Regions from separate parts of the Homo sapiens genome. Here region 2 is linked to region 1. Evidence: read pairs that join two places in POLR2A ChIA-PET (ENCODE). Cell type or tissue: OCI-LY7. All regions are shown on one strand. Links, peaks and the distances in the headings refer to the core of each region. The heading gives the core; the rest is flanking DNA.

Evidence for each region. ChIA-PET counts read pairs that join two places held together with the same protein. Peaks named below come from ENCODE experiments on the same cell type or tissue, not always from the same donor. Only the 100,000 strongest peaks of a DNase experiment are listed, where the experiment ranks them.
Region 2: POLR2A ChIA-PET joins it to region 1 with 5 read pairs; 5 of 35 experiments call an interaction of 5 or more read pairs at or near these places.

What each region holds. Positions count from the first base shown.
Region 1 is chr16:46,782,523-46,798,482 of GRCh38, forward strand. It overlaps C16orf87 (chromosome 16 open reading frame 87), which reads right to left. Exons shown (of 4, transcript NM_001001436.4): 4 at 14,081-15,960. It also overlaps the pseudogene LOC100130180. Among named protein-coding and RNA genes, the nearest start is that of C16orf87, 41 kb to the right of the region's middle. RefSeq lists enhancers at 5,603-5,652, 7,805-7,854, 7,865-7,944 and a silencer at 7,605-7,654. In OCI-LY7, for the core only: no CTCF peak of the experiment used is centred there; DNase peaks (open chromatin) are centred at 6,561, 7,099 and 7,539; H3K4me3 peaks cover 1,956 bases; H3K27ac peaks cover 2,422 bases.
Region 2 is chr16:46,844,071-46,860,030 of GRCh38, forward strand. It overlaps the pseudogene CKBP1. Among named protein-coding and RNA genes, the nearest start is that of C16orf87, 21 kb to the left of the region's middle. RefSeq lists enhancers at 1-264, 265-788, 6,982-7,051, 15,847-15,960. In OCI-LY7, for the core only: CTCF peaks have their summits at 10,039 (motif pointing right) and 10,245; a DNase peak (open chromatin) is centred at 10,041; H3K27ac peaks cover 242 bases.

The sequences.
Region 1 (15,960 bases), core at 5,653-10,652:
CCATCAGCCAGGTAGCAGTTGTGGTATGGTTATCATTGTCTGCACATGAGTGAACTTGGCCACAGCTGTTCATCATCATTAATTCTATGTCTAAATAAGTCTAAAATAAATTTTTTTTTTTTTTTTTTTTTTTTTTAGAGACAGAGTCTTTCTCTGTCACCCAGGCTGGAGTGCAGTGGTGTGATCACAGCTCACTGCAATGTCAAACTTGTGGGCTGAATCCTCCTGCCTCAGTTTCTTAAGTAGCTGGGTCTATAGGTGTGCATCTTGCCTGGTTAATTTTTTTTTTTTTTTTTTTGTAGAGAGGCTGTCTCCCTATGTGGCCCAGGCTGGTTTCAAACTTCTTGTCACAAGCAATCCTCCTACCTTGGCCTCCCAAGGTGCTGGGATTACAGGCATGAGCCACCATGCCCAGCCTAAAATAATTTTTAAGTACAAAATTAAAATGTTAAAGGTTAATTGGCTTCCTTATATGTGTTACATGACACAAAAGTGTATTTGACAGCTGACGGTGTCTTAGATCGAATGAGGTTCAATATTTTGTTCAGAAAGACTTTTTTTTTTTTTTTTGAGACAGAGTCTCGCTGTGTCGCTCAGGCTGGAATGCAATGGCATGATCTCAGCTCACTGCAACCTCTGCCTCCTGGGTTCAAGCAATTCTCCTGCCTCAGCCTCCTGGGTAACTAGCATTACAGGCGCCCACCACCACGCCCAGCTAATTTTTTTGTATTTTTAGTAGAGACGGAGTTTCACTGTGTTGGCCAGGCTGGTCTCAAACTCCTGACCTCATGATCCACCCACCTAGGCCTCCCAAAGTGCTGGGATTACAAGCGTGAGTCACCGTGCCCAGCCGCAATAAATTTCTTAATGGTTATCTCCTACTGGTCCTCTTTCCTTGGTTGAACCCTGACTGACAATGCTTTACCCTCAACAGATAAAAGCAAAAAGGAAACCCTATAGTAAGATTAGGGCATAAAACATTACAATATTTCAAATGGCCATTTTGGGGGGCATCCTGGAGGTTTTTGCACTCCAGAAAATGCTCCACAGTAAGATTCAGATGAGTGAAGGTTTCAACTTTATTTTGCCAGGTTGGGGAAGGACTGGAGAGAAAGGGGTGGTAGAAAAGAACTTATATGATGCCATAGTAAATAATAAAATAGAAGTTGAGGTTCTGGAATTGAGTTCCTTAAAATTACCAGTTGGAGATAAATATAATAGAGAATAGAAAACCAATAGAGAGAATCAATGAAACCATAAATTGGTTCTTTGAAATGATCAACAAAATTAACAAACATTTAGCTAGACTAAGGAAAAAGAAGAGGCAAATGAGTAAAGTCAGAAGTGAAAGTGAGGACATTACTACTGACCATACAGAAACACAAAGGATTATAAGAAAAGACTATGCACAATTGTATGCCAACAAATTAAATAACCTAGATGAAACAGACAAATTCCTAGAAACACACAAACTACCTAAATGACTCAAGAAGAAATAGAGAATCTCAACAGACACATAACGAGAGATTGACTCAGTAATCAAAAACCTTTCAACAAAGGAAAGTCCAGAACCAGATGGTTTCACTGATGAATTCCATAAAACATTTAAAGAATTTTTCTTTTTTTTTGAGACGGAGTCTCGCTCTGTTGCCCACGCTGGAGTGCAGTGGCATGATCTTGGCTCCCTGCAACCTCTGCCTCCTGGGTTCAAGCAATTTTCCTGCCCCAGCCTCCCAAGTAGTTGGGATTACAAGTGAGCACCACCATGCCTGACTAATTTTTGTATTTTTAGTAGAGATGGGGTTTTGCCATGTTGGCCAGGCTGGTCTCAAACTCCTGACCTCAGGTGATCCCCCTCCCTCAGCTTCCCAAAGTGCTGGGAATAGAGGCGTGAGCCACTGCACCCAGCCTAAGGAATTTTAATATCAAATACTTCTACAAAACAGAACAGGAGGCAACACATACTAACTCATTCTATGAGGCCAGCATTACCCTGATATAGACAGACAAAGACATCAAAAGAAAAGAAAATTAAGCTGGGCACAGTGGCTCATGCCTATAATCCCAACACTCTGGGAGGCCAAGGCAGTAGGATCACTTGAGCTCAGGAGTTTGAGACCAGCCTGGGAAACATAGTGAGACCTCATCTCTACAAAAAATTTTTTAAAATCCGCTGGGTGTGGTGGTGTGTGCCTGTAATCCCAGCTACTCAGGAAGCCTGAGGCCAGAGAATTGCTTGAGCCCAGGAAATTGAGGCTGCAGTGAGCTGTGATCATGCCACTGCATGCCAATCTGGGTGAGAGAGCAAGACCTTGTCTCAAAAAAAAAAAAAAAAAAAAAAAGAAAAGAAAAAGAAAATTACAATAAACATTAGCAAGATGGCAGAAAAGGAGAATGCTGACTTCATCTCCTCTCACAGACACACCAAATAAACATCTACGCACAAATTAAATCCCTCTGAGAGAATGCCAAAAACTAGTTGAAAGACTCTAACACACTGAGCAACTGAGAAAATATTCACATCAAAACAGGTAGTAAAAGCTGAGACACCTTTGTGCACAAACCCCACCACAGGGACAGCACTTTACAAACAGGAAGCATCCCCCAACTCCCAGCTTCTCCCTCAGGAATGAAGAGTTTGTTTGTGAGCTCATCTAACTTGTAGAGTTAAAGGGCACTTCCAGTGGCTGTAGCCCACCCAGGATCAGTCCAGAGAGAATAAGCTAAGAGGCCCAGCTCCAAGTATCTCTCTGAAAGAGGTCTGTCTGCATACTTTTCCAGCTACTGCCTGAGGGTCGGGCTTCTGGCTAGCCTGTATCTGGGAGCAAACAGAGCAGATAAACAATAAACCTCTGAAAGGCTCTAGGGAAGAATGGGCACTTCCTGTACCTTCTCCACCAGCTCAACTAAGTGATAAATCCAGGTCTGCAGATTTCCTGGAAAAAGTATATGTATGCATCAAGTGCCCCAATTTTAACAGTTCCCATATGAGGAACTGATTCCTAAATCACCTAGCTCTGGGAGTTGACAGGGCTCTGTATTCTGGAGTCTCCCCAGAACACAGAAGACAAAAAAAGCTGGTTGCTAAATGGGTGCACATCCAGTGGATTCCTTTGAAACTCGGAATGTGCAGACTGCATAAAAGTGCAGGCATTTGCCACAGATCCTCTTCCAGGCTTAGGACAGAGTAAGTGGGAGATAAACTCTAGCTCCCAGCTTCTCCCTGAGGTAGAAGGAATTGGAACATAAATCTAGCACTCCGACTTTTCAAGCTGCATCTCAAGGGACTGGCTTCTATCTCACATATCTTGGGGTGCTGACAGAACTTGGCACACCCTAGTATCCAAAGGGCCATGAAGAACAAAGCAATTTGGACAAGCAAAAAGATATGAGAGGCATCTAGAATTAGAATATCTGGTAGGGCTGGTTGGTGAGGTCCATCTCCCAGATGAGGCCAGTGTGACAAGACTAGAAGAGGTGGCTGTCTTACCTACTGTGCAAAAACCAACACAGAAAGTCAAGAAAAGTGAAGAAACAGGGAAATATGTTACAAATAGAACAAGATAAATCTCCAGAAACAGAACCTAGGGAAATAAAGATACGTGATTTACCTGATAGGGAATGTGAAATAGGTCATAAAGACGTTCACCAAGATTAAGAGAGCAATTCTTGAACTGAAAATTTCAACAGAGATAGGAAATATTTAAAATTATCAAGCAGAAATCGCAGAGCTGAAGAATAACTGAACTGAAAAATTCAATAGCATTCAACAGCAGACTAGATCAAGAAGACAGGATCAGTGAACTAGAAAAGAGGTCAATCACAATCACGCAATCTGAGAAGTAAAAATAGAATAAAAGAGTAAAGATAACTTAAAAGACTTATTGGAAAGCATTAAGGAGAACAATTTATACATTACTGGAGTACTAGGAGGAGAGAGAGAGAAAGAGATGGCTGAAAACTTCCCAAGACTGGGGAAGAAAAGAGAAATCTGGATCCAGGAAGCCCAAAGGATGCCAAATAAGAAGAATCCAAAGAGATCTACACAGAGACATATTATAATCAAACTAACAAAAGGTAAAGACAAAGAATTTTGAAGCAGCAAGAGAAAGGCAGCTTGGTACATACAAGGAAATCCACATTAGACTAACCGTTTTCAGCAGAAACCTTGCAGGACAGAAGGGAGTGGAACAGTACATTCAAAGTACTCAAGGAAGAAAACTGCCAACCAAAAATATTATGCCCATCAAAACTATCCTTAAAAAACAAGGGGCTGGGCCAGGTGGGGTGGCTCATGCCTGTAATCCCAGCACTTTGGGAGGCTGAGGCAGGCAGGTCACCTGAGGTCAGGAGTTCGAGACCAGCCTAGCCAACATGGTGAAACCCCATCTCTATTAAAAATACAAAAATTAGCTGAGCGTGGTGGCAGGTGCCTGTAATCCCAGCTACTTGGGAGGCTGAGGCAGGAGAATCACTTGAACTCGGGAGGCGGAGGTTGCAGTGACCCGAGATCACACCATTACACTCCAGCAAGAGTGAGACTCCAAAAAAAAAAAAAAAGAGGGGCTATAAAGACTTACTCAGACAAACAAAAACTGAGGGAGTTTATCACCACTAGACCTGTCTGACAAGAAATAAGAAATGATATGGGGAGTCCTTCAAGCTGAAAGAATGCTGAACAACAATAGGAAAGCAAAATAAAGCATAAAACTCATTGGTAGATGTAAATACACAGGCAAAAAATCTTTTATTATTCCAACAGTGGTGAGTAAATAGACTGCAATCTTACTATGAAAGTTTAGGCCAGGCACGGTGGCTCACACCTATAATCCCAGCACTTTGGGAGGCTGAGGTGAGTGGATCACTTGAGGTCAGGAGTTCGAGACCAGCCTGGCCGACATGGCAAAACCCCATCTCTACTAAAAAGAATACAAAAATTAGCTGAGTGTGGTAGTGCACACCTGTAATCCCCCAGCTACTTGGGAAGCTGAGGCAGGAGAATCACTTGAATGTAGGAGGTGGAGGTTGCAGTGAGCCAAGATCAGGCCACTAGCCTGGGTGACAGAGCAAGACCCTGTCTCTTAAAAAGCAAAAAAAAAAAAAAAAAAAAAAGTTTGAAGTATTAGGCCAGGCTTGGTGGCTCACACCTGTAATCCCAGCACTTTGGGAAGCTGAGGCAGGCGGATCACCTTAAGTCAACACAGCAAAACCCCGTCTTTACTAAAATTACAAAAAAATTAGCCACGCGTGGTGGCGGGCACTTCTAGTCCCAGCTACTTGGGAGGCTGAGGCAGGAGAATCTCCTGAACCGGGAGGCGGAGGTTGCAGTGAGCCAAAATTGCGACATTGCACTCCAGCCTGGGCAACAAGGAAAACTCTATCCCAGAAAAAAAAAAAAAAAAAGGTTAAAGTATTAAAAACAACTAATACTAAAATATGTTAATGGATACATAATATAAATAGTAGACAATTGTGACATCAATAGCATAATGTGGGAAGAGAAGAGAGAAAAGCATTCTTGCATGAGAGGGAAGTTATCAGCTTAAAGTAGACTGTGAGAACTATATTCTGTGTAAGCCCCGTGATAACCACAAAGAAAAAGGGAATCAAAACCTAGCAATGCAAAAAAAAAAAAAAAAAAAAAAAAAGAAACAAAATGACAGCAAGAAAAAAAAAGGAAATAAAATAACCACAAGACAAATAAAACAACAAAATGGCAAGAATAAATCCTTCCTTACCAAAAATTACTTTAAATTTGAATGGAATAAATGCATTAAAATCATGCTGAAGAGGTATCTGCACTCCCATGTTTATTGCAACATTATTTGCAATAGCTAGATATGAATTCAACCTAAATATTCATCAACAGATGAATGGATAAAGAAAATATGGTATATACAACAATAGAATATCATTCAGCCTTTAAAAAGAAGAAAATCCTGTCATTTGTGATACTGTGGATGAACCTGGAGGACATCAGGCTAAGTAAAATAAGGCAGGCACAGAAAGACAAATGCCACACGATCTTACTTATATGTGGAATCTAAAAAATGTCAAACTCATAGTACTAGAGTAGAAAGGTGGTTACCAGAGGCTGGGGGTTAGAAGAAGGAGAGAACAAGGAATCAGAGTGTCAAATAAATGATCTAAGAGTACAAAGTTTCCATTAGGATGAAAAATATATAAGATCTAACACACAGTAGGGCAACTATAGTCAATGATAATGCATTATGTATTTCAAAATAGCTAAGAATAAATTTTAAAGGTCTTACAACAAAAAAAATGAGGTGATAGGTATGTTAATTAGCTTAATTATTCCACATTATATAATACATCAAACCATTACATTGTGCCCCATTCATGTATACAATTATAATTTGTCAAATAAAAATATTTTTTAAAACAAAAAAATGTAAATGGAATAAACTCCACAAAAGAAAGATGTAGAGTACCTGAACAGATTTAAAATTTATATGTTGTCTACAAGAAACTCGTTTAGACTCAAGGACACACAAAGGCTGAAAGTGAAGGGAAGAAAAAAGATATTGCATGCAAATGTTAACCCAAAAAAGGCAGAAGTTGCTATAACTCATATCCAAGAAGGCAGACTTTAAGTCAAAAACTGTCACTAGACACAAAGAAGGTCATTTAACAAAAAATGGGTCAACAAGATATAACAATTAGAAATATATATACACCAAACTTAAAAGCACCTAACAAAGCAAATATTGACAGATCTAAAAGTACAAATTGACAGCAATAGTAGTAGGAGACTTCAACACTCCACTTTCAGTAACAGACAGAACGTCCAGACAGAAAATCGGTAAGGAGTGAACTTGAACACTATAACAAATGGACTTAACAGACATAAATAGAACTTTTCACTCAACAGAATACACATTCTGCTTTTCTTCCTCCTCCTCCTCCTCCCCCTCCTCCTCCCCCTCCCCCTCCTCCTCCTCTTCCTCCTCATTCTTATTCTTATTCTTCTTTTTTAAGATACAGGATTTCAATCTGCCACCCAGGCTAGACTGCAGTGGTGTGATCAGAGCTCAGTGTAATCTTGAACTGGCCTCAAGCGATCCTGTCCCTTCAGCCTCACAGTGCTGGGACTACAGGTGTGAGCCACCAAGCCTGGCCTACACATTCTTAAGCACACACAAAACATTCTCCCAGATATATTGATCACGTTAGGCCACAACAGAAGTCTTAACAAATTTAAGGTCAAAATCATATCAAGTATGTTTTCCAACTACATGGAGTGAAATTAGAAATCCGTAACAGCACACACACAAAAAAGGAACATTCACAAATAGTGAAAACTAAATAACATACTCCTAAACAGCCACTGGACTAAAAAGGAAATAAGAAAATGGACCTCACCCTCTGCCTGCCACCGCCCACCCAGCTCCGCCCACCCTGCCAGCTCCGCCCACCCTGCCAGCTCCGCCCACCCTGCCAGCTCCGCCCACCCTGCCAGCTCCGCCCACCCTGCTACCGCGATGAGCTGCTACTCCCGAAAGGCCCGGCCAGCTCCGCCTCCGCGCTCAGCCCCTTCCCCGCCTCGGGAGGGTGAGCGGGCCAGGTGCACACCAAGGGCCAGCCGCTCCGGGAGGTGCGCGCGCTCGGGGGTCCCCTGCATCCCCCGCAGCCAAGTGGATTCGTGGCTGGTGCACAGCGTGGCAGCTGAGGATGCAGACGTGGCTCACGGGCTGCTCGGCGCCACCGCCACGTTGGCCAGAGGAGTCGGCGCCAGCCAGGCTGCACAGTGGGGGCGGCGGGGATCCCCAAGCAGCTCGGAGTAGCCCCTGGGCCGGCGGGGAAGAACGAGAAAAATGAGGCACTAAGAAAAGAGCATGAAGCTGGGGCTCCCAGTTCCCAGCACGAGGAAAATGTGTCAACCCAGAAGAACTCATTACAAAGCAGAACAATGAAGATGAAAACAAACAGCAGATAAACCTGACCGGGAGGCAGAAAAGACCACTGAACCTAGAAATGAGACATCTGAATGGGACAGATACTTCTTTCTCTCTGGAAGATTGTTGTTTTCATCATAGCCTGAAAATTCACTGGAGGGATCTCATCGGGAGATATTCCTCCTTTTCCAGGCAGTATCAATGATGGCATGAATTTCTTCAGCACATTATAATGGAGACTTTACCCAGGCTGTAAGTCACGATGTCAATATTCATGAGGCCATGTTGCTGTGTCCCAACAATACATTTCGAGGAGATCCAGTAGGAAGCACTTCACAGGCACAAGAACCATTTCTACAGTTACATTCTCATACCACCAATCCTGGGCAAACCCTTCCTAGAACTAATTTGAGAGGATCTCTTCCACATGTTGACAATCAGATGACGAATCTAAAAAGCCAAGACCTACTATATGACCTTCCCGTAAATGTATTTGATAAACTTAATGTCATTAGCCACAGACAAGGACTTTGGATGTTTCTCGGCTTTCTGAAGAACCAGATTCTGATTCTGGCCTTTCTTTAGACTCGTCACAATAGCACCTCTATCACCAGGTCTAATTCTTCTCACTCTGTGAAGCTGCTATAGGGTTTTAGTATAGTCTCGTTCCCATCATGACTTAGAAGGTGCTGTAGGAGGCTGCTACCCAGAACCCAGTATGTTTTATCACATGGATCATAGTAGTGATTATGGTTTCCATGGGGATCTTGCATTTCAAGACATATTTTATAACCACACTTATCACTTACAGCCAAATGCACCAGAATCTACTTCGGAATCTTTTTCAGGCCTGGAAAGTCACAGAAAATAAGGAGTAGGTACCTCAGTGACTGATAGAAACTTGAGCTGTGATGAATGGCATGCTAAAGCTTTGCATATCCCTTTTTCTGTAGATGAAATTGTCCACATGCCTGTTTTTTGTTTTTTTGAGACCGAGTCTTGCTCTCTTGCCCAGGCTGGAGTGCAGTGGTGTGATGTCATCTCACTGCAACCTTTACCTCCTGGGTTCAAGCAGTTCTTCTGCCTCAGCCTCCCAAGTAGCTGAGAGTCCAGGCACCCGCCACCACGCCTGGCTAATTTTTGTATTTTTAGTAGAGACGGGTTTTCACCATGTTGGCCAGGCTGGTCTCGAACTCCTGACCTCAGGTGATCTGCTCAGCTCGGCCTCCCAAAGTGCTGGGATTATAGGCATGAGCCACTGTGCCCAGCCCACCTGTTGATTTTTTCAGTAGCACATTAAATAGGTACTATCTGACAGACCTACAAGTCTTGCTCATCTGTGATATCAGATGAAGAGGGAAAAGTAAAGTTGCTGCTCAGAACTGTTACAAATGCAAATTAGACATAATTTTGAATCTAGAGGATGATGTATGTAAATTGCAAGCAAAGAAGGAAACTCTTGAGAGTGAGCCCAATGTAATAAAGCTATTAACATAATGAAACAGAAACTGCATGACATTTGTGATGTTTTTAGATTAATAAGAGATGACCAAGGTAGGCCAGTCAACCCAAACCAGTATGCTCTTCAATATAGCTGTGATGGAAGAAGAGCAAACACTCAGGTAAGAAAGAAGCTGTAGCAGGAAAGAAAATAAAATAAAAAAAAGAGCAAACACTGGGGATCTAATTATTTTAATATATATTTCAGTTTTTTATGATTTAAAATGCAAAATAGCCTTATTTTCATTTAGTTTGTTAGCACTGAAGTAGTGGGCTTTTCAAACACTATTTTAGTTTAATCTTTATATTTAGCTTATAAATTTTTCTATATGGAAATAAATTTTATATGCGAATTTTAAAAAAAGAAAATTTAAAAATATCTCAAGCTGGGAATGGTGGTACACACCTGTAGTCTCAGCCGCTTGGAAGGCTGAGATGGGAGGATTGTTAGTTTGAGCTCCGCCTGGGTAAAATAGCAAGACCCTGTGTGTATATATACATACATATACATACATACATACATACACACAAATGAAGACAAAAATACTACATATCAAAACTTACGGGATGTAGCAAAAGCACTACTAAAAGGGAATTTTATAGTGATAAATGCCTACATTATAAAAGAAGAAAGATCCCAAATAACCTAAGTTTACCCCTCAAGGTACTAGAAAAAGAACAAACTAAACCCAAAGTTAACAGAAGGAAGGAAATAATAAAGATCAGGACAGAAATAAATCAAAGAGAGAATAGAAAAACTGCAGAAAATCAACAAAATCAAGTTGGTTTTTCAAAAAATATAAAAGTTGAGAAACCTTTAGCTACACTAAGAAAAAAAAGAAGACGGCCGGGCGCAGTGGCTCACGCCTGTAATCCCAGCACTTTGGGAGGCCAAGGCGGGTGGATCACGAGGTCAGGAGATCGAGACCATCCTGGCTAACATGGTGAAACGCTGTCTCCACTAAAAATACAAAAAAAAATTCTCCGGGCGTGGTGGTGGGCGCCTGTAGTCCCAGCTATTCCGGAGGCTGAGGCAGGAGAATGGCGTGAGCCCGGGAGGTGGAGCTTGCAGTGAGCCGAGATCGCGCCACTGCACTCCAGCCTGAGCGACAGAGCAAGACTCCGTCTCAAAAAAAAAAAAAAAAAGAAAAAGAAAAAAAGAAAAAAAAGAAGACTCAAAATCAGAAATGAAAGCGGAGACATTACAACTGATGTCACAGAAATAAAAAGGACCATAAGGGACTATTATTATCAATTATATGCCAACAAATTGGATAACCTAGAGAAAATGGGTATTTCTAGAAACATAGAACCTACAAAGATTGAATCAAGACTAGAAAACCTGAACATACCAATCACAAATAAAAATATTAAAGTTGTAATAAAATACTTTTCATCAAAGAAAAGCCCAGGACCAGATGGCTTCATGGTTGAATTCTACCAAATATTCAAAGAATTAATACTGACCAGGTGCAGTGACTCATGCCTGTAATCCTAGCACTTTGGGAGGCTGAGGCAGGCAGATCACCTGAGGTCAGCAGTTTAAGACCAGCCTGCCCAACATGGTGAAACCCCATCTCTTCTAAAAATACAAAAATTAGCCAGGCTTGGTGGCAGACGCCTGTAATTACAGCTACTCAGGAGGCCAAGGCAGGAGAATCACTTGAACCCAAGAGGCGGAGGGTGCATGAGCCAAGATCACACCATTGCATTCCAGCCTGGGCAACAAGAGCAAAACTCTGTCTCAAAAAAAAAAAAAAAAGAATTTATACCAATCCTTCGTAAACTCTGCCAAAAAGTACAAGTTCTGAACTCATTTTCTGAGTGCAGCATCACCCTAATACTAAAGTCAGACATCGCAATGACATAACATCCTTTTATGATAAAAGAACTCTCAACAAAATAAATATAGAAGACAAATTCCTCAATGTAATAAAGGCAATTTATGAATAGCCTACATTCTCAGCTAATATCATTAATGGGGAAAAAACGGAAAGCTTTTCCTTTAAGATCTGTGTAAGGCAAGGATGCCCACTCAATACTTCCACTGAACATAGCACTAAAGATACTAGCAAGAGCAATCAGGCAAGAAAAATAAATAAAAGGCATCATATCAGAAAGAAAGAAGTACAATTATCCATTTGTAGATGACATGATCCTCAATATAAATAACCCTAACAACTTCACAGAAAAATTATTAGAATAAATGAATTAATAAGTTGTAAGATACAAAATCAACATACAAATATCAGTTGCATTTCTTTACACCAATAACAATCTATCCAAAAAAAAAATCAAGAAAAAAATCACATTTACAATACCATCAAAAGAATAAAATATTTAGACTTTTTTTTTTTTTTGAGATGGAGTTTCGCTCTGTTGCCCAGGCTGGAGTGCAGTGGCGCGATCTCGGCTCACTGCAACCTCCACCTGCCAGGTTCAAGCAATTCTCTGCCTCAGCCTCCCGAGTAGCTAGGATTACAGGCACCCGCCACCATACCCGGATAATTTTTGTATTTTTAGTAGAGATGGGGTTTCACCATCTTGGCCAGGCTGGTCTTGAATTCCTGACCTCGTGATCCACCTGCCTCGAACTCTCATAGTGCTGGGATTATAGGCGTGAGCCACCACGCCCAGCCCAGAAATAATTTTAACTAATAAAGATCTGTACCCTGAAAACTATCAAACATTGATGAAAGAAACCAAAGACACAAAAAAAGGAAAGATATCCCATGTTCATAGATTTGAAGAATACTATTTAAACTACACATACTATCCAAAATGATACAGATTCAACACAACCCCTATCAAAATTCCAATGACATTCTTCACAGAAAAAAAAAAACTCTTAAAAAAACACAAAAGACCCCAAATAGCAAAAACAATCTTGAGAAAGGAAAACAAAGTTGGAGGCATCACAATTCATGATTTCAAACTATATTACAAAGCTAATCAAAACAGTATGGTACTAGCATAAAAACAGACACATACACCAATGAAAAAGAACAGCAAGTCCAGAAACAAACCCAATCATATATGTTCAACTAATTTTCAACAAGGCCACCAAGAAGACACAATGGAAAAAGGATAGTATCATCAACAAATGGTGTTGGGAAAACAGGCTATCCATATACAAAAGAACTAGACTGGACCCTTACCTTACACCATATACAAAAAATCAACTCAAAATGGATTAAAAAACCTAAACCTAAGACCAGAAATCATAAAATTACTAGAAGAAAACAGGTAACAAGCTAGAAAAACTCCTTGATATTGGCCTTGGCTATGATTTTTGAATATTACACCAAAAGCACAGGCAACAAAAGCAGAAACAAACAAGTGAGACTACATCAAACTAAAAAGCTTCTACACAGCAAAGGAAACAATCAAGAGTGAAGAGATAATCTGTTGAATGGGAGGAAATATTTGCAAAACATACATCTAAGGGGTTAATATCCAAAATACATAAGTAATTCAAACAACTCAATAGCAAGAAAATAACCCAATTTAAAAATGGGCAAGGGATGTGAATAGACATTTCTTAAAAAGAAGACATACAAATGGTGTACACATATAAGAAAAAGTGCTCAGCATCACTAATCATCAGGGAAATGTAAATCAAAACCATAATATCAGCTCACACCTGTCAGAATGGCTATTATTAAAAAGACAAAAAATAACAAGTGTTGGTCAGGATGTGGAGAAACAGAAAATCCTGTACACTGTTGGTGGGAATGTAAACTGGTACAGTCATTATGGAAAATGGTATGGAGGTTCATCAAAGAACTAAAAATAGAACTACCTTATGATCCAGCAATCCCATTTTTGGGTATATATCCAAGGAAATGATGTCAGTACGTTGTACGTTGAAGAGATATCTGCACTCCCATTTTCATTGTAGCATTATTCACAATAGTCAAGATATAAAATCAATGTAAGTGTTCAACAGATGAATGGATAAAGAAAATGTAGCATAGGCCAGGCGCAGTGGCTCACGCCTGTAATCCCAGCACTTTGGAAGGCCGAGGTGGGCGGATCACAAAGTCAGGAGATCAAGACCATACTGGCTAACACGGTGAAACCCCGTCTCAATTAAAAAATACAAAAAAATTAGCCGGGCATGGTGGCGGACGCCTGTAGTCCCAGCTACTCGGGAGGCTGAGGCAGGAGAATGGTGTGAACCCGGGAGGCAAACCTTGCAGTGAGCCGAGATCACGCCACTGCATTCTAGCCTGGGCAACAGAGTGAGACTCCATCTCAAAAAAAAAAAAAAAAAAAAAAAAGAAAATGTAGTACATACACACAGTAGAATACTCTTCAGCCATTAAAAAGGAAATCCTGCCATTTATGACAATATGGATAACCTGGTGAATATTAAGTGAAATAAGCCAGGCACAAAAAAACAAGTATTGTATAACCTCACTTACATGTGGAATCTAAAAAAGTCAAACTCATAGAAACAGACAGTAGAATGGTGGTTACCAGTGGTGAGGGAGGGGAGCTAGGGAGATGCTGGTCAAATGAAACAAACTTTCAGTTAGGAGGCAAAAGTTCAAGAGATCAATTATACAGCATAACGACTATAGTTAATAACATATTGTATACTTGAAAATTGCCAAGAGAATTGTTGCAGCCACAAAAAAAATGGTAAGTATACATGATAATGCATATGTTCATTATCTTTACTTTAGACATCCTACAATGTGAACATACATATTGAAACATCATGCTGCATACAATATATGATTTTGTTAACTGAAATGATTTATTAAAATAAAATAAATGAACAGAGGTTCTGAGATCTGTGAGATAATACCAAAGAGTCTAACACTTGCATCACTGGAGCCTAAGAGGGAGGAGAAAGTAGAGCAGAAAATATCTGAATGGTTTAAAACTTTACATAATCTGATGAAAGGCATAAACTTACACATTTAAGCTCAACAAATCCCAAAGAGAATAAATTCAAACACCCGGGCACATCATAATCAAACCAATAAAAACCAAAGACAAAGATTCCTGAAAATACTCAGAGAAAAATAACATGTTTCATACAGGGGAAATATTACTTTAATGGCTGCACATTTCTCATCAGAAACCATGGAGGCTGAAAGAACTGTCAACACAGTAGTTTATATCCAGCAAAAATATCTTTCATGAATTAAGGCAAAATAAAGACATTCTCAGATGAAGAAAAAATAAGAGAATTAAATGTCAACAGACCTGCACTAAAAGAAATTTTCCAGATGAAAAGGACTGATACCTATGTAAACTTGGAACATCAAGAATTAAGGAAGATTAATACAAATGATAAATATTGTGGTAAATGTGATAGACTGTTTTCCTCTTGGGTTCTTAAAAATATCTATGATAGTTGTAAGGAAAAAATACATTATCTGATGAGTCTTATTTTTTATTTTTATTTTTTGAGACACAGTGTCTAGCTCTGTCACTCAGGCTGGAGTGGAGTGGAGTGATCTTGGCTCACTGCAACCTCTGCCTCCTGGGCTCAAGTAATCCTCCCACTTCAGCCTCCTGAGTAGCTGGGACTACAGGAACATGCTACCACGCCTAGCTAATTTTGTGTATTTTTTGTAGAGTTGGGGTTTCACCACATTGTCCAGGCTGGTCTCGAACTCCTGGACTTAAGCAATCTGCTCGCCTCGGCCTCCCAGTCCTGGGATTACAGGTGAGCCACTGTGCCCAGCCAAGTCTTATGATTTATAAGAAAATTATAACATAAAGGGGAGAGGGTAAAGGAATGTAAACAGTGGTAAGATTTTTCTACATTCCACTTGAACTGGTAAAATATTGACTTCTAAGTGAACTGTAAAAAGTGAAGTATGTTTATAGTAATCCCTAGAGCAAATACTGCAAAACTATTCAAAGAACTATAATTTTAAAAAACAATAAATTACAATCAGTAACAGAAAGATAACTGAAAAAAACTCTAAATATTTGAAAATTATAGTAATACCAAGAAAAATCAGAATATTCTAAATTGAACACAAAATTACAACACAATAAAATTTGTGAGATAAAGCAAATGGGAAATTTATAGCATTAAATGCTTTTTTTAGAAAAGCACAAAAAGCCTTCTGATCAGTGTTGAATTAAATAAATAAATAAATAAATAAGTAAATTTTAAAATCAATGATCTGAGCTTCCGCCACAATAAGCTAGAAAAGGGAGCAAATAAGCCCAAAGCAAAGAAAGGAGAAAATACTAAAGATCAGAAATTAATGAAACTTAAAACAGAAAAACAGCAAAATATCAATAAACCAGAGCAGGTTCTTACAAAAGAGAAATGCAGCCGGGCACGGTGGCTCATGCCTGTAAAGGCGGGTGGATCACCGGAGCTCAGGAGTTCGAGACCAGCTTGGCCAACATGGTGAAACTCCATCTCTACTAAAAATACAAAAAGAAGCTGGGTGTAGTGGCGTGCGCCTGTAATTCCAGCTACTCAGGAGGCTAAGGCAGGAGAATCGCTTGAACTCGGGAGGCAGAGGTTGCAAGGTTGCATTGAGCCAAGATCACACCACTGCCC
Region 2 (15,960 bases), core at 7,145-12,144, 63 kb after region 1:
GGCCAGGAGCAGGGGCGGTACAGGCTCGTGGAAGAGGAAGTGGCTGTCGAGGAGCTGCTGTTGCTGTTCCGCGTCGGTCCTGCTCCTGCGCGCGTCGTCCAGGCCCGCCAGGTCGCCGACCAGTCTCTAGGGCGTCCATCGCGGGACCCACGGGAGGCAGAAGTGGAGGCCGTGCGCACCGCGAGCTCAACACAGTTGGGGGCCAGGTGGCCGCCTCCCAGCAGGTTGTCGGGGTTGAGCTGGGTCTTGTGCTCATCGCTGGGCTTGTAGTGCGGTGCCGGTCCTCAAGGATGGGGCCGAAGAGATCCTTGAACACGTCGTAGGACTCCTCGTCGGCCGCCACGCGGCCCACGGCCCTGAGTACGGGTGGCCCGGGCTGTCCACGCGGGTCTGGATGGCGCCTCCAGCGCGAAGCCACCCCTGGCGCGCAGCTCCGCGTTCAGCTGGGGCAGCGCCTCGGCCACTGGGTCTTGGTGGCCGCTCAGGTCGGGAAACTCGTCCTGCGCCGGGAGGCGAGCTTCAGCGCCCCGCGGCTGTCGGAGAAGGGCATGTGCGGGCGCTCGGTGGGTCCGCAGCTCTGAGCGTGGCCACTTTTTAACTGTTATAAATAATTCTGCTATCAACATTCATATGTACACTTTTCTTATGAGCATATTCTTAGTATTGAAATTGTGGGATCATATGGTAACACTATGTTTTTGTTTTTGTTTTTTTCCAGACTGGAGTGCAGTGGCCCTATCTCGGCTCACTGCAAACTACCCCTCCCGGGTTCAAGCGATTCTCCTGCCTCAGCCTCTCGAGTAGCTGGGATTACAGGAGCCCGCCACAACACCCGGCTAATGTTTGTGTTATTTTGGCAGAGACGAAGTTTTACCATGTTTGTCAGGCTAGTCACTGACCTCAAGTGATCCACCCGCCTCGGCCTAACAAAGTGCTGGGATTACAGGCGTGAGCCACCCAGGTTCTATGTTTAAATTTGTAAAGAACTGCCTGTTTTCCAAAGGAGCTGCCCTATGTTTCTGTTTTCTCTATAGCAATCTTTGTTTTAAAATATTATTTTGGTTTTGAATTTATTTCTTTGGGTTTTTTTTTTCTTTTTGAGACGGAGTCTGGCTCTGTCACCCAGACTGGAGTGCAGTGGCGCAATCCCGGCTCACTGCAAGCTCCGCCTCCCGGGTTCAAGCCATTCTCCTGCCTCAGCCTCCCGAGTAGCTGGGACTACAGGCACCCGCCACCACACCCGGCTAATTTCTGTATTTTTAGTAGAGACAGGGTTTCGCCATGTTAGCCAGGCTGGTCTCGAACTCCTGACCTTAGGTGATCCACCCGCCTTGGCCTCCCAAAGTGCTGGGATTACAGACATGAGCCACCGCGCCCGGCCCTGAGCTCTTGGCTGTACCTTTTGGCTTTCTCGAAAAAACAAAAATGTGGCCAGGCACGGTGGCTCATGCCTGTAATCCCAGCACTTTGGGAGACCGAGGTGGGCAGATTGAGCTCAGGAGCTCAAGACCAGCCTGAGCAACGTGAGGAAATCCCGTCTCAACAAAAATTAGCCAGGCATGATGGCACACACCTGTAGTCCCAGCTACTCAGGAGGCTGAAGTGGGAGAATCGCCTGAGCCAGGGAGGTCGAGGCTACAGTGAGCTGTGACTGTGCCACGGCACTCCAGCCTTGATGACAGAGTGAGACCCTGTCTTAATCAAAACAACACAACAACAAAATACTGAAAAAAAAACAAAAATGATAAAGTTTGTTTTGCCACACTTGGGTGAAAAATAAATGAAACAAATTTTAATTCCTTAATTTAGCTAATGAGATTAAACCATATACACATATTTTAAAGGCCTAATTAAAAAAATTAAATGATTATTAGGAGCATCTTAATTCGGTGGTTCTGGCCCAGAGTCTCTCAGAAGGGAGTTGTAATCGCGCTGTTGGCCAGGGCTGAGCATCTGAAGGCTTGACAGGAACTAGGGGATGTGCTTCCAAGATGGCGCCAGCCCCTGGCTATTGGCAAGTGGCCTCATCCCTTGCCTCATGGACCTATCTATAGGGATGCCATAATGTCCTTGTGACATGTCAGCTGACTTCCCTGCCAACTGAAGTGATTCAAGAGAGAGGCCCACTTTGGGAGGCCCAGGAAGGTGGATCGTTTCAGTCCAGGAGTTGAAGACCACCCTGGGCAACACAGTGAAAACCTTTCTCTGCAAAAAAAAAAAAAAAAAAAGAAAAGAAAAGACAAGAAAAATTAGCTGGGCATGGTAGGGCATGCCTGTAGCCCCAGCTACTTGCGAGGCTGAGACAGGAGGATCACTTGAACCTGGGAGGTTGAGGCTGCAGTGAGATGTGATCGTGCCACTCACTCCAGCCTGGGTGACAGAGCAAGAGCCTGTCCCAGTCCGCAGGCCCCCCCAACCAAACAACAACAACAAAAAGGCTGAGAGTAAGGTTGCAATACTTTCATAACCAAGTCTCAAAAGTCACAAACCATCATGTCTGCTATATTCTATTTATTAGAAGTGAGTCAACAAGTTCGGTCCACATTGAAGGAAAGGAGAAAATTAAACTCCACTTTTTTTTTTTTTTTTTTTTTTGAGACGGAGTCTTGCTCTTTCGCCCAGGCTGGAGTGCAATGGCACGGTCTCAGCTCACTGCAACCTCTGCCTCACAGGTTCAAGTGATTCTCCTGTCTCAACCTCCTGAGTAACTGGGATTACAGGTGCCTGCCACCACACCTGGATAATTATTGTATTTTTAGTAGAGACGGGGTTTCACCATGTTGGCCAGGCTGGTCTCGAACTCTTGACCTCAGGTGATCCACACCCCCCCCCGCCCCCGCCCCACGGCCTCTGGGATTACAGGCGTGAGCCGCCATGCCCGGCTTTTTTTTTTTTTTTTTTTTTGAGACTGGATTTCACTCTGTTGCCATGGCTGGAGTGCAGTGACATGATCTCAGCTCACTGCAGCCTTAATCTCCCAGGCTCAAGTGATCCTCCCACCTCAGCCCCCGCCCCAACCCCATCCCTCCAGCTGAGACCACAGGCCCGAGACACCATGCCCAGCTGATTTTTGTTTTTTGTTTGGTTGGCTGGGTTTTGGTAGAGATGGGCTCTCGCCATGTTGCCCAGACTGGTCTCGAACTCAAGCTCAAGCAATCCACGTGCCTAAGCCTCCCAAAGTGCTGGGATTACAGGCGCGTGGTTTAAACTACACTTCTTAAAGGGAGACACGTCAAAGAATGTGTGGACATCTTTTAAAACCACTACACTGGCTGAGGTCAGGTGGCCTCAGTTACTTAGAGCGTGGGCTTCCCCATAGGACTGCTTAAGTATCCTTTTAACATAGCAACTGTTCTTCTACAGGGCACATTTTCCATCAGAGAACGGGAGGGAATCCACAACATCTTTTATAACTGAACTTCAAAACTCACACTCTGTCATTTTTGCAATATCCTATTAGTTACACAGGTCACCCCAGTCAGTGTGGGAGGGGACTAAATAAGGGCATGTATCCCAGGAAGTAGGGATCGTCTTGGATGCCGGCTTTCATGGGTACTCAAATGAAACAATAATTCCATCAGTGCATGCTGGGGAGAGGTCCATAGAGGAAGTGACAGAGAGATGGGCCTTTGGGGTCCCACTGACCTGGAGAAAAATGAGAAGGATCTGTGTAGGTCATCTGTCCTTGACCTGAAGACAGAAAGAAAGAACCAGGTTGGGTGCCAAAGAGTCCACTTTTCACTGGTTTTTGATCCTGTTTCTAACTTTGCTCAAGATCTTTCATGCTTGCTATTAAAGTGACTGCAGGTGCTTCTAATCTCACACTATGCAATTAGACCTAGCAGGAGGTTCTTTAATAATAAGTACTTGATGAATGAACCAAAATGGATATTCAAAGCCACTTTTTGTTCTCTCTTGTAATTAGGACCTGAGCTTCCCCCAGAGATTGGGAGAAATGAGATGTAGCCTCCACCTCTACACCTGTCACTGTTAACATTCAGGACACAAAGCCCCTATCAATGAGCCTTTTAAGGCTTTTACATTTTTAGTGGGAGGAGAGGAACAGTAGGAGCCTTAGCAATCTTTAAAATATAAACATAACCACTTATCTTACAAAATAGATCCTAGGCCGGGTGTGGTGGCTCACACCTGTAATCCCAGCACTTTGGGAGGCCGAGGCAGGTGGATCACCTGAGGTCAGGAGTTTGAGACCAGCCTGGCCAACATGGTGAAACCCCGTCTCTACTAAAAATACAAAAATTAGCCAGGCATGCTGGTGCATGCCTGTAATCCCAGCTACTCGGGAGGCTGAGGCAGGAGAATCACTTGAACCTGGGAGGCAGAGGTTGCAGTGAGCCGAGATTGCGCCACTGCATGCCAGCCTGGGCGACAGAGCAAGACTCCATCTCAAAAAAAAAAAAGAAAAAGAAAATAGATCCTGAGTTATAAATTATATAAATTAGAGGGGTTTGTGTTCTTTCTTGTTTGTTTTTTCACCAGAAGCTTTGGGAATCATCACAATGCTACAAATGTGGTCATCGCTTGTTTATTCTTTTAATTTTTTTTCTACAAATTTTATATATTTGCACAAAGGAATCATCTTTAAATAACAACAGTAACAAAAATGAATACAAATAATTGTCCAGCTGGGAGCAGTGGGCTCACATCTGTAATCCTAACAGTTTGTGAGGCCAAGGCAGGAGAATTGCTTGAGCCCAGGAATTTGAGACCAGCCTGGGAAACATAATGAGACTTTGTCTCTACAAAATATAATAAAATTAGTCGGGCATGCACATCGAGGCTGCAGTGAGCTATGATCATGCCACTGCACTCCATTCTGGGCAACAGAGCAAGACTTCATCTCGAAAAAAAATAAAATAAATAAATAAATAAATAAATAAATAAATAAATAAATAAAACAAAACCCCCAAAACTGTCCAGATGAAGATAAAGAGTATGAGAAGCCTTATTTTTGGCTAGAAAGAGTGCTTTTCTTCTCCTCCTACAGAGCTAATAACACACTGGGTGGGCACATTCATTGTTGAAAAGCCACAGGCTCAAAGCAGCTCAGGAGGCAGCCTCCTTTGTAGCTGGGTAACTCTAGACAGCCCAAGCCAGCCACCACCCTCGCTGAGCACTGAACTCAGCCTGCTGCCTGCCCTGGGCACAGAGGAGTCTCCAGGAGTCCCACACCTTGCTTTGCCTCCTTTGCTTTTCCCTTTCATGCTATTTACTATTTATTGGGCATCTACTTTGCAGCTTGTCCTTTATATTACTTGTCGTTCTTTCTCTCAAACCCTGCAAAGTGGAATCATGAGCCCCATCTTACAGTTAAGGAACATGAAACTCAGAGAGTATATAAATCAGGAATCAGAAATTTTGTGAAATAAAAACTCAACTCAAAATGGCTTAAGCAAAAAGAGTATTTCCTGGCTCACATAACCAAAAGAGCCAAGAATCTGATGGGCTTCAGGCACAGCTGGATCTATGCACTCATGTGAGCCATCAGGGCCCCATTTCTCTCTCTGCCCCTTGTTTCTGTACCCCTTGCAGGTAGGGTCTTCCTTATTGGTGTTGGAGGGATGGCTGGAATAGCCAAATACACTACATTTCATTAAGTGTGGCAGCCATGAAAATGCTCCACTTGGATTTCTTTTCAAAAATAACTTGCAGGCTGGTATGGTGACTCACACCTTTCATCCCAGCACTTTGGGAGGCTGAGGAGGAAGAATCACTTTGTTACTGGAAGGGGGTCCTGATCAAGACCCCAATAGAAGGTTCTTGGATCTCACGCAAGAAAGAATTCAGAGCAAGTCTATAAGGTAAAAGCAAGTTTATTAGGAAAGTAAAGGAATAAAAGAATGGCTACTCCATAGGCAAAGCAGCCCCGAGGGCTGCTGGTTGCCCATTTTTATGGTTATTTATTGATTATATACTAAGCAAGGAGTGGATTATTCATGCCTCCCACTTTTAGACCATATAGGGTGGCTTCCTGATGTTGCCATGGCATTTGTAAACTGTCATGGCACTGGTGGGAGTGTAGCAGTGAAGATGACCAGAGGTCACTCTGGTGGCTATCTCAGTTTTGGTGGGTTTTAGCCGGCTTCTTTACTGCAACCTGTTTTATCAGCAAGGTCCTTATGACCTGTATCTTGTGCTGACCTCCTATTCCATCCTGTGACTTAGAATGCCTTACCATCTGGGAATGCAGCCCAGTAGGTTTCAGCCTTATTTTACTGAGCCCCTATTCAAGATGGAGTTGCTCCAGTTCAAACGGCTCTGACAACTTGATGCCAGGAGTTTGAGAAGAGCCTGAACAACATAGCAAGATGCCATCCCTGTAAAAAAAAAAAAATAATGAGCAGGCATGATGTTGCACACCTATAATCCCACCTACTTGGGAGGCTGAGGCAGGAGGATCACTTGAGCCTGGGAGTTTGAGGCTGCAGTGAGCTGTTTGTGCCACTGCACCTGAGCCTATGCAACAGAGAAAGACCCTGTCTCAAAAAACAAAACAAAACCAAAAACACAAACACTTGCCATTCAGCTGCAAGGAGCGTAGTTAGTTACCAGCCTCCAGCTGTACCACCTTTAGGATTCATGCCTGGCTCAGTCAGCCACCAGCCAATGACCAGACATAGCAAAGTGTACCAGGGCCTGGTCATTTTTGCCTAATGCATGACTGTTGTAATAGGTAATCTTTGCTCCAGAGCTCGGCAGATAATGTAAGATCTGATTGTGTTCTGAGCCTCTCCCTGCCCAACCCTACTTCCTCCTCCTTTATCCTTCACAGCTCTTGCCCTTTCCCCCAAACACACCTCTGATACTTCAAACTCCATCTCTGCATCTTCCTTCCAGACACACTACACCTCACTGGTCCCCCATCCCCACTCACAGCAGCTTTCCTGGCTTTACCCATATTCCTTTGGATCTCTGTATGCTTTTCAGTTGCTCTGTAGAGTATAGCAGGCTAGTCAACCTTGTGGGCTGGTCAGAGGCATCTGCAACAGTTGTGACAGCTGCGGAAAAAAATGGATGCAAATTCTACAGCCTCAGAAGAAATGAGTGAAATTTTCCATGCTTGGTTTATTAGAGCTATTTCTGAAGTAAGACTTTTAGGACTTATAAAACCTACCAAATAGAAGACTGACCATTTGGCAAGGCTAACATGGGGCGGCTGCTAGAAAGCAAATGAGTGAAGCCAGAATATCATGTTGAGTTTAAGAGAAAAAGGAGGCCCGTCATATTTACATACCACTTACAGGAGCAGTTTTGGTGAGAAGAGAAATGTGTAATCCCTTGTGATGTTTAACCAGAAAGTATGTTGCTAACCCCAAACAGGTGTCTATCAAAACACCTGTGGAGTACTTTAGAATTCAACAAATAACATACATTATAATTAAAACCTCTCACACATTATTGCTGTACTTCTCACAAAGTCATTATTAAATTATGAGTAAAAATTTTTTTTTTCTTTGAGATGGAGTCTTGCTCTGTCATCCAGGCCAGAGTGCAGTGGCATGATCGCAACTCACTGCAACCTCTGCCTCCCAGGTTCAAGTGATTCTCCTGCCTCAGCTTCCCCAGTAGCTGGGATTACAGGTGCCCACCACCACACCCTGCTAATTTGTGTATTTTTAGTAGAGTTGGGGTTTCACCATGTTGGGCAGGCTGGTCTCGAACTCCTAGCCTCAACTGATCCGCCCATCTCAGCCTCCCAAAGTGCTGGGGTTACAGGCATGAGCCACCACGCCCAGCCTATAAGTAAATCATTCTTGAAGATACTTGGTTCAACCCAACATGCAAAAAGTCAAAGTGCCTGGGATGACTCCCCCACTTCTCCTCCTGCCCTCCCATTTGATCAATGACTGATAGGTCAGGAGTTCGATGCCAAGCTCTTGGCCTGCAGTCAGACCTCCTGAAACAACTTCCCCTTCAGAGTTGCCCTGCAGGTCAAGCTGGAGCTACCTCCACAGGTATGCCTGCGGTCACACCTGCTGGCTTCCTCTCCTCTGCCCTGCTCCCTGCTACTCCATTTTCCCTCTCCCCTGGGAGCACTCCTTAACGAGTCAGTCTCACCTGAATCCACATCTTAGGGAGTACTTCTCCAAACCCAACCAAGAACCAGCCCCTGGGGTTGGTGCCTGTGCAGGAGCTCTGGCCTACGGAGCCATCCTGCTGAGCTCCTGCCCTCTTCCTGTCCCATCAGTTCTGGAGGGTGGAAGCAGCTTCCTCCAATCACTGACCCTGGCCTGCTTCCCTGGACTTTGATTGTTTCCTTTGGTCCCTTCTCACACCTTTGTTAGTAGCCTATCATTAAACTCTCCCCAGGCATCCCTTTGTAGTGTACTACTGAAACCGCCTTTGCAAAATTTATAACTGAGGAAATTATGACAGTGAAAGAGATCAGACTTAATCCACTCTATCTTGCTTCTAACCTTTAAGCTCTCCTTTTTTTTTTTTTTTTTGAGATGGAGTCTCACTCTGTTGCCCAGGCTAGAGTGCAGTGGCACAATCTCAGCTCACTGCAACCTCTGCCTCCCAGGTTCAAGCAATTCTCCTGCCTCAGCCTCCCGAGAAGCTGGGATCACAGGTGCCCACCACCATGCCCGGTTAATTTTTGTATTTTTAGTAGAGACTGGGTTTCACCATGTTGCCCAGGCTGGTCTCGAACTCCTGACCTCAGGTGATCTGCCCATCTTGGCCTCCCAAAGTGCTAGGATTACAGGCGTGAGCCACCTCGCCCAGCCTAAGCTGTTCTTACTCATTCCTGGGTGTAGGCCGAACTAACCTTGGGAAGGAATTCAGTTTCATGGTTTGACTCTGAAACAAAATTGATAATAGCCCTTTCCTGAAAAGACCCCTTTTTGCCTGGGGCCCAGTCTGCCTTTGCCAGACTAACAAATTAGCTACAATATTAGAAATTGTGGTTTAGGGGTCATGCAGACTCTGGCTCCAAAGAGTCTGAACCTCTCCAAATTGCTCCTGGGGATAACATCACCATGTAAAACCTAAGATCAGTGCTTGAGATATTTTGCAGACCCTGCACTTGATGGATCAGCTGACACCACCAAGACCCGTAATCTGGCTCAACCAGTTCTGCCATCCCACCCAGGAACAGAAGACAGAAAGAAAACCTCACTTCGACCCCCTGCGATTCTATCTCCAACCTCAACCATCAGCACTCCCCACTTCCCAAGCCCCTATCTCCCAAATTATCTTCAAAAACTTCGATCCCTGAATGCTCTGATTTGAGTAATCATAAAACTTCAGTCCCCTGCACAGCCGGTTCTGCATGAATTACTCTTTCTCCATTGCAATTCCCCTGTCTAGGCAGGTCTAGGCAGTGGGAAAGGTGAACCCACTGGGCAGTTACACTACCTGCCTATTTTCTGCCAGAAACCTGAATCATAAATAGGACCATTACAGGATTTATTTTTAAAATATCCATCTATCCATCTTTTAAAAAAATCCATCTTTTTTTTTTTTTAAAGAGACAGGTCTCACTCTGTGGCCCAGGCTGGAGTGTGCAGTGGTGCTATCATAGCTCACTGCAGCCTCAAACTCCAGGGTTCAAGCAACTCAGCCTCACGAGTAGCTGGGACCACAGGGATGCACCACCATCTTTTGTAGAGACGAGCTTGCTATATTGCCCAGGCTGGCCTCAAACTCCTGGACTCAAGTGATCTCCGGGTCTCAGCCCCCAAGGTGCTGGGATTACAGACATGAGCCACCATGCCTGCCCTTAAATGTCTGTCTGTCTATCTATCTATCTAATCAATCTATCATAACACTCTAGAGATTTGGAATGAAACAGAAATTAATGTTGTGCAATGATTGCCCATTTTTGTCATCTAGTCAATTTGGCTCTGGGACTATATGTATAATAATCTGATTTAGAGATAATACTGAAAGTCTGATTTGAAGGTTCTTCCTGAATATGAAGGTAGAGGTACTGACCTACCCATTTCCCCCCAGATTGGCCCTCAGAAAGGCCTTTCAGCTGGAAACAGCCAGTAAACAATTTGCAAAAGCCGGCATCCGGCGCTAGATGGCAGCTGTGACCCACTGGTGTTGTTGCTCACTGAGGCCCATTAACAATTCCAGCTTGCCTGGCCCAGCAGGTTCACCATTTGCAGTCCAGCAAAAGCCAGCTCTCCTGCTGGCTCTCCACTCTCAAATCAGGGTTAGTCCACATTCCTCCAATGCAGAGGCAGTTCGTGATTTTCCAGCACTTTGGGTACCTGGAACTCCCTGCCCTGTCAGGGCCTGGGAAGGTTCCTATTGGTATCTCTCTCCAACCACCCTCCCTCAGTGCACCTGTTGCTAGACACTCAAACAAATGGAAACCCAAGGGTCAGGGTCTCTGAGGAGAAGACCAGAATACAGACACTTAGGGGGAACTCTCCTGGTGCAGGAAAGATTGCTGTGTTTGGGCTCTCCCTGGCTGGATGACCTCCATAATCGCTTTAGCTGGCCTCCCTTACCCTCTTTGGACTTAGCAAATGAGTGCCATTGGTCTTGCAAGTACCTGAAGCCCTGTGCAAACTAGCCTAAGCCATATAAAAAGATGGGATAGTTATTTAGTTAATAGCTTTTTTTTTTTTTTTGAGACATCCAGGCTAGAGTGCAGTGGTACTATCATGGCTCACTGCAGCCTCAACTTCCTAGGCTCAAGTAATCCTCCCACATCAGCCTCCTGAGTAGCTGGGACTACAGGTGCTCACCATGTTTTTGTTTTGTTTTGTTTTGTTTTGTTTTTGTTTTTGTTTTTTGTTTTTTGTTTTTGGTAGAGACGAGGTCTTCCTATGTTGCCTAGGCTGGAAACTCCTGGGCTCAAGCAATCCTCTGACCTCAGCCTCACAAAGTGCTGGGATTACAGGCATGAGCTACTTCACCCAGCCTAGTTAATAGCTTTAAAAGTCATAGGTGTGTTAATTTAGACACAACTGTAGCCACACGAGTTTCAGGTATGGCTGGATCCAGGTGCTCAAAAAAAATCAGAAATCAATTTGTCTTCATCTATCTCTACCCTTCTCTTTCAAGCACAATATCCAAAGTGCTGAAAGAAATGCAGGTCTTTCTTCCTAGTTATGCCAAGAATCCCAGACTTGACTTAAATTCAAACTCATTCCTAAATTAATCACATGGGAGGAGCCCTGGTAGATGACATACTCAATTTGGCTAGGTCAAGTGCCCATTATTAGAAAGAGGGGTAGGTCAGGATGAGAATGAGGGAGGCTTGGATCCTCCAAAAATCAGGGTCCTGCCACCTGGAGAAGACACAAGACAAACCAATTCATCGATGCCCACGATGACCAGAGAGCGAGTTTCCATCCCCCTCCCACTCACTTTCATCAGTTTACTCATTCGGTACACTTCAGGACGTCCTGAAAGCACTTCCAGCCCTCCCTCTCCCTTCTTCCCAGATAAAAGTCCTGCTTATCCAATCTCTGGGCGCTCCTATCAGACAGTCTCCTAACATTCTGTTTTTTTCCTTCAAAGCATTCTGTTTTTTCCCTTTATCAGTTCAAGATAATATTGTGATATGTGTGATTATTAACCTAGTGTGTAACTTTCCACTAGACCATAAACTTCAAAGGGACAAGGTCTTGGTGTCCCCAGACCCTCATACAGTAACTGGCACATAGAGGGTATTCAGGAAATGTACATTTGTTCATTCATTTGATAATTGTCTATTAGAAACTGAGGAAAATAAGTTCAATCTGACATAGTCCCTTTCTGGCCTCTACCTTAATGATGGAGGCAGACTAGTAAATCAATGATCACTGTCCAGTTGCAATGCTTTCTCCAAGAATGGTGAACTCAAGGGAGCCTGGGGAAGGAATATCAAAATCAGAGGGCTCCAACAGTGTTTCCCAGCAGAGTCATGACATTGGCCTAACTTTAGAAAAATGAGAAGGCATTAGAGAGATGAAGGAGAGGAAGAAGATTCCCTCTGAAGCGTATTCGAAAACATGGACATGTAACATAGCCTGATGTATTCTGGTGGGACTTGATGACCTTAGTCTCATTGTATTAACTCTCTAGAACAGGAAGTAACTATCTAGGAACTAGGTCCTTTAGATAAGCCAATGCCTTTTTTAAAACAGTAGAAAATAAAGGGGCAGACTGGGCTTGGTGGCTCACACCTGTAATCCCAGCACTTTGGGAGGCTGAGGTGTGAGCATTCCTTGAGGCCAGGAGATTGAGACCAGCCTGGGCAACACAGCAAGACCCCATCTCTTTAAATTTTTTTTTTAATTAGCTGGACATGTTGGCATGTGCCTGTAGTCCCAGCTACTTCAAAGGCTGAAGCAGGAGGACTACTTGAGCCTAAGAGTTTGAGGCTGCAGTGAGCTATGATCACATGGCTGCACTTCAGCCTGGTGACAGAGTGAGGCCCTGCCTAAAAAAACAACAGTAACAACAACAGAAAGGAGATTTATCAAAAGTAGTTTTTTTTTTCTTCTTTTCTTTTCTTTTTTTTTTTTTTTTAAGATAGAGTCTCACTCTGTCACCCAGGCTGGAGCACAATGGCACGATCTCGGCTCACTGCAACCTCCACCTCCCAGGTTCAAGTGATTCTCCTGCCTCAGCCTCCTGAGTAGCTGGGACTACAGGCGCACGACACCACACCTGGCTAATTTTTGTATTTTTAGTAGAGACAGGGTTTCACTATGTTGGCCAGGCTGGTCTCGAACTCCTGACCTTGTGATCCGCCCACCTCGGCCTCCCAAAGTGCTGGGATTACAGACGTGAGCCACTGCGCCCGGCCAAAAGTAGAATGTTTGTGGAAAAAGACTGGATACATAGCTGGGCGCGGTGGCTCACGCCTGTAATCCCAGCACTTTGGGAGGCTGAAGCGGGTGGATAACCTGAAGTCGGGAGTTCGAGACCAGCCTGACCAATATGGTGAAACCCCGTCTCTATTAAAAATACAAAAATTAGCCGTGCATGGTGGCCGGCGCCTGTAGTCCCAGCTACTCTCAGGAGGCTGAGGCAGGAGAATTGCTTGAACCTGGGAGGCGGAGGTTGCAGTGAGCCGAGATCGTGCCACTGCGCTCCAGCCTGGGAGACAGAGCGAGACTCCGTCTCAAAAAAAAAAAAAAAGACTGGATACAAAGAATATGGAGACAGTCTCTGATGATATCAGTGCCTGGTAGTAGGACCTTAGTAAACATGCAAATGCCTGGATAAAAGTAATTGGCATCGATATGGTTTGCTTTAAGCAGAGAACAAGCCAGCCAGGGATCTAGCCCATTAAGAATTCAAGCAGACTCCTAAAGGCACACAAAAGAAATAAAGGGTAAAAGAAATCACTTTAAAACAGGAAGATTTATATAACCCTGTCTGTGTAGAAGAAAAATGTTCCCAGTTTCGCATGCCATTCGCTGCCAGGATCTGAGATTGTTACTAAGAAAGAGATGGGAGGAGGGTGTTGAGGGAAATAAGATGCCAGGCCAGGACACAGGCACAGAGAATTTGACATTTAGGGTTTGAAAAGACCTGGAACAGAAGCCTCTTTTGCTTTTAAGGCTTCTCTTAATTGCCACATTTGAGGCCTGGGATTTATGAAGAAAGCACTTTTCAAAAGGACAATTTACACTTCATTATAGAGAAAGTTCAAGTGCAGTCCCCAATTTCCCCTCTAGTTGCAATCCTGAGCCATTTGTGGAGCAGCTGTGTCAAGTGGGGAGGAGAGCTATAAATGGTTTATAAATCAGTGCACGACGTCACAGATGGAAGCAGTTGCTGCTGCACCGGCTGGCAGCGAAATTGTGAATCAGTCTAAAGTTCTAGAACAATGTGAATCAAACCTCACAGTGAAATGCCCTTAATGGTATTCAACAGCTATGCCCTCACCCCCAGACCAGCCTCAAGGCAAACCACAACAGCCATGCCCTCACCCCCAGACCAGCCTCAAAGCAAACTACACCCCAGTGTGTGTGGGGGCCAAGGAGACTTTTACTTCACCCTTGGAAGGTTCACTGAAAAATCAGCTCACAAAAGGTAGGTTAATTGGAGAAGAAGCATGACATGTATACACAGGAGACTTCCAAATGAAGACCCAAAGATGCAGGGGAAGTTGTCCATTTTTGCGCTTAGATTCGACAAAGTCTGGACAGCCATGTAGAAATAGGATTGGGCAAAAAGGGTCTGCGCTAACGCTCGCTAATAGACAGAGTGGGGAAACCCAGCAAGATCTGTCGGTCTGGATTCTTCTTGGCCTCTCCAAGCAGCATTCCTTCCCTCTAGGTATGGGGCAGGATCCTCTTTCCAATAGGGATCTTATGACCTACAGTCAAACAGGGTAGGCCAGTTTTTTCACAGAATATTTTTAGGTTTTATGGCTGGCTTGGGGGAAAAAGGGTTTTGGTGTCTATGATCTGCCTTGAGGAAGAGGGATTCTAGTTTCTATAACTAGTTCCTGGGGAGAATGGGCCTAAAAGACAGGAGGGCAGAAGGTCAGTGAAAACCTTTAGCCTCTGAGGCTGCTTCTGCAGCCTTCGTCTTGGGGTATCATTTTCTGAGCTCCAACACATGCAAAGGGGTGATATCTGGAAGTTGCTCATTGCAGACTAAGATGGGTAAACTGATGAAAGGAGTCACTTCAAGCCACAGCATCACTGTCCTAGGCCAAAGGAACACTGCCCTTTGTTGAAAACTTGCTGCATTAGGAATTTCCCCTATTCTCTCCTAAGGATCATGAAATCTCAATAATGGCAAAGATATCTAGATCTTGTTGCATGCCAGTCAGAGTTCTAAGTATTTTATATATATTAAATCAATTTTATGTCAATAATTTTATGAAGGTGAGGCCATTATCTCCCATTGTACAGGTGAGGAAACTGAGGCACAGAGATTGGTAACTTACCCAAGGTCACATACCCTAAATGGTAAAGCCATTGTTAGAACCAAGGTGGTTTGGCACCACAGTACACACCCTCAACCACTGTGACATGCTGCCTCTTGGCACCGCAGTACACACTTTCAACCACTGTGACATGCTGCCTCTTTTTGTTATTGTCGTTAATTCAATTTTTTAAAAAATTGAGGCGGGGGCTAGAAGCGGTGGCTTATGCCTGTAATCCCAGCACTTCGGGAGGCCAAGGTGGGCATATCACTTGAGGTCAGGAGTTCAAGACCAGCCTGGCCAACATGGCAAAACCCCATCTCTACTAAAAAATACAAAAATTAGCTGGGTGCGGTGGTGGGTGCCTGTAATCCCAGCTACTCAGGAGGCTGAGGCAGGAGAATCGCTTGAACTGGGAGATGGAGGTTGCAGTGAGCTGAGATCGCGCCACTGCACTCCAGCCTGGGCGAAAGAACGACACTCTCCCTTAAAAAAAAAAAAAATGAGATGGGGTCTTGCTACATTGCCTAGGCTGGTCTCAACTCCTGGGCTCAAGAAATCCTCCCACTTCTACCTTCCAAAGTGCTGGGATTACAGGTGTGAACCACCATGCCTGGCCCTGTGTGTGTGTGTGAGACAGGGTCTCACTGTCGCCCAGGCTGGAGTACAGTGGTGCAATCTCGGCTCACTGAAACCTCTCCCTCCTGGGTTCAAGTAATTCTTGTGCCTCAGCCTCCCGAGTAGCTGGGATTACAGGTTCCTGCCACCACGCCCAGCTGATTTTTGTATTTTTAGTACAGACGGGGTTTCACCTTGTTGGCCAGGCTGGTCTTGAACTCCTGACCTCAGATGATCCGCAAGCCTTGGCCTCCCAAAGTGCTGGGATTATAGGTGTGAGTCACTGTGCCCTGCCCTTTTTTTTTTTTTTCAAATTGAGGCTGCTGCCTTTCAGAGGGGGTGCCATCTGAGCTATGCTGAGCTATCCCTTGTCACATCCCCCCTCCCTTCCTCTTCATTCAAGGAATTCTGATGAGGCTGCCATCTTCATTGGTAACCAGCAGTGGAGACTTTGACTAGGTATGAGCCAGTCGGACATCAGCCTT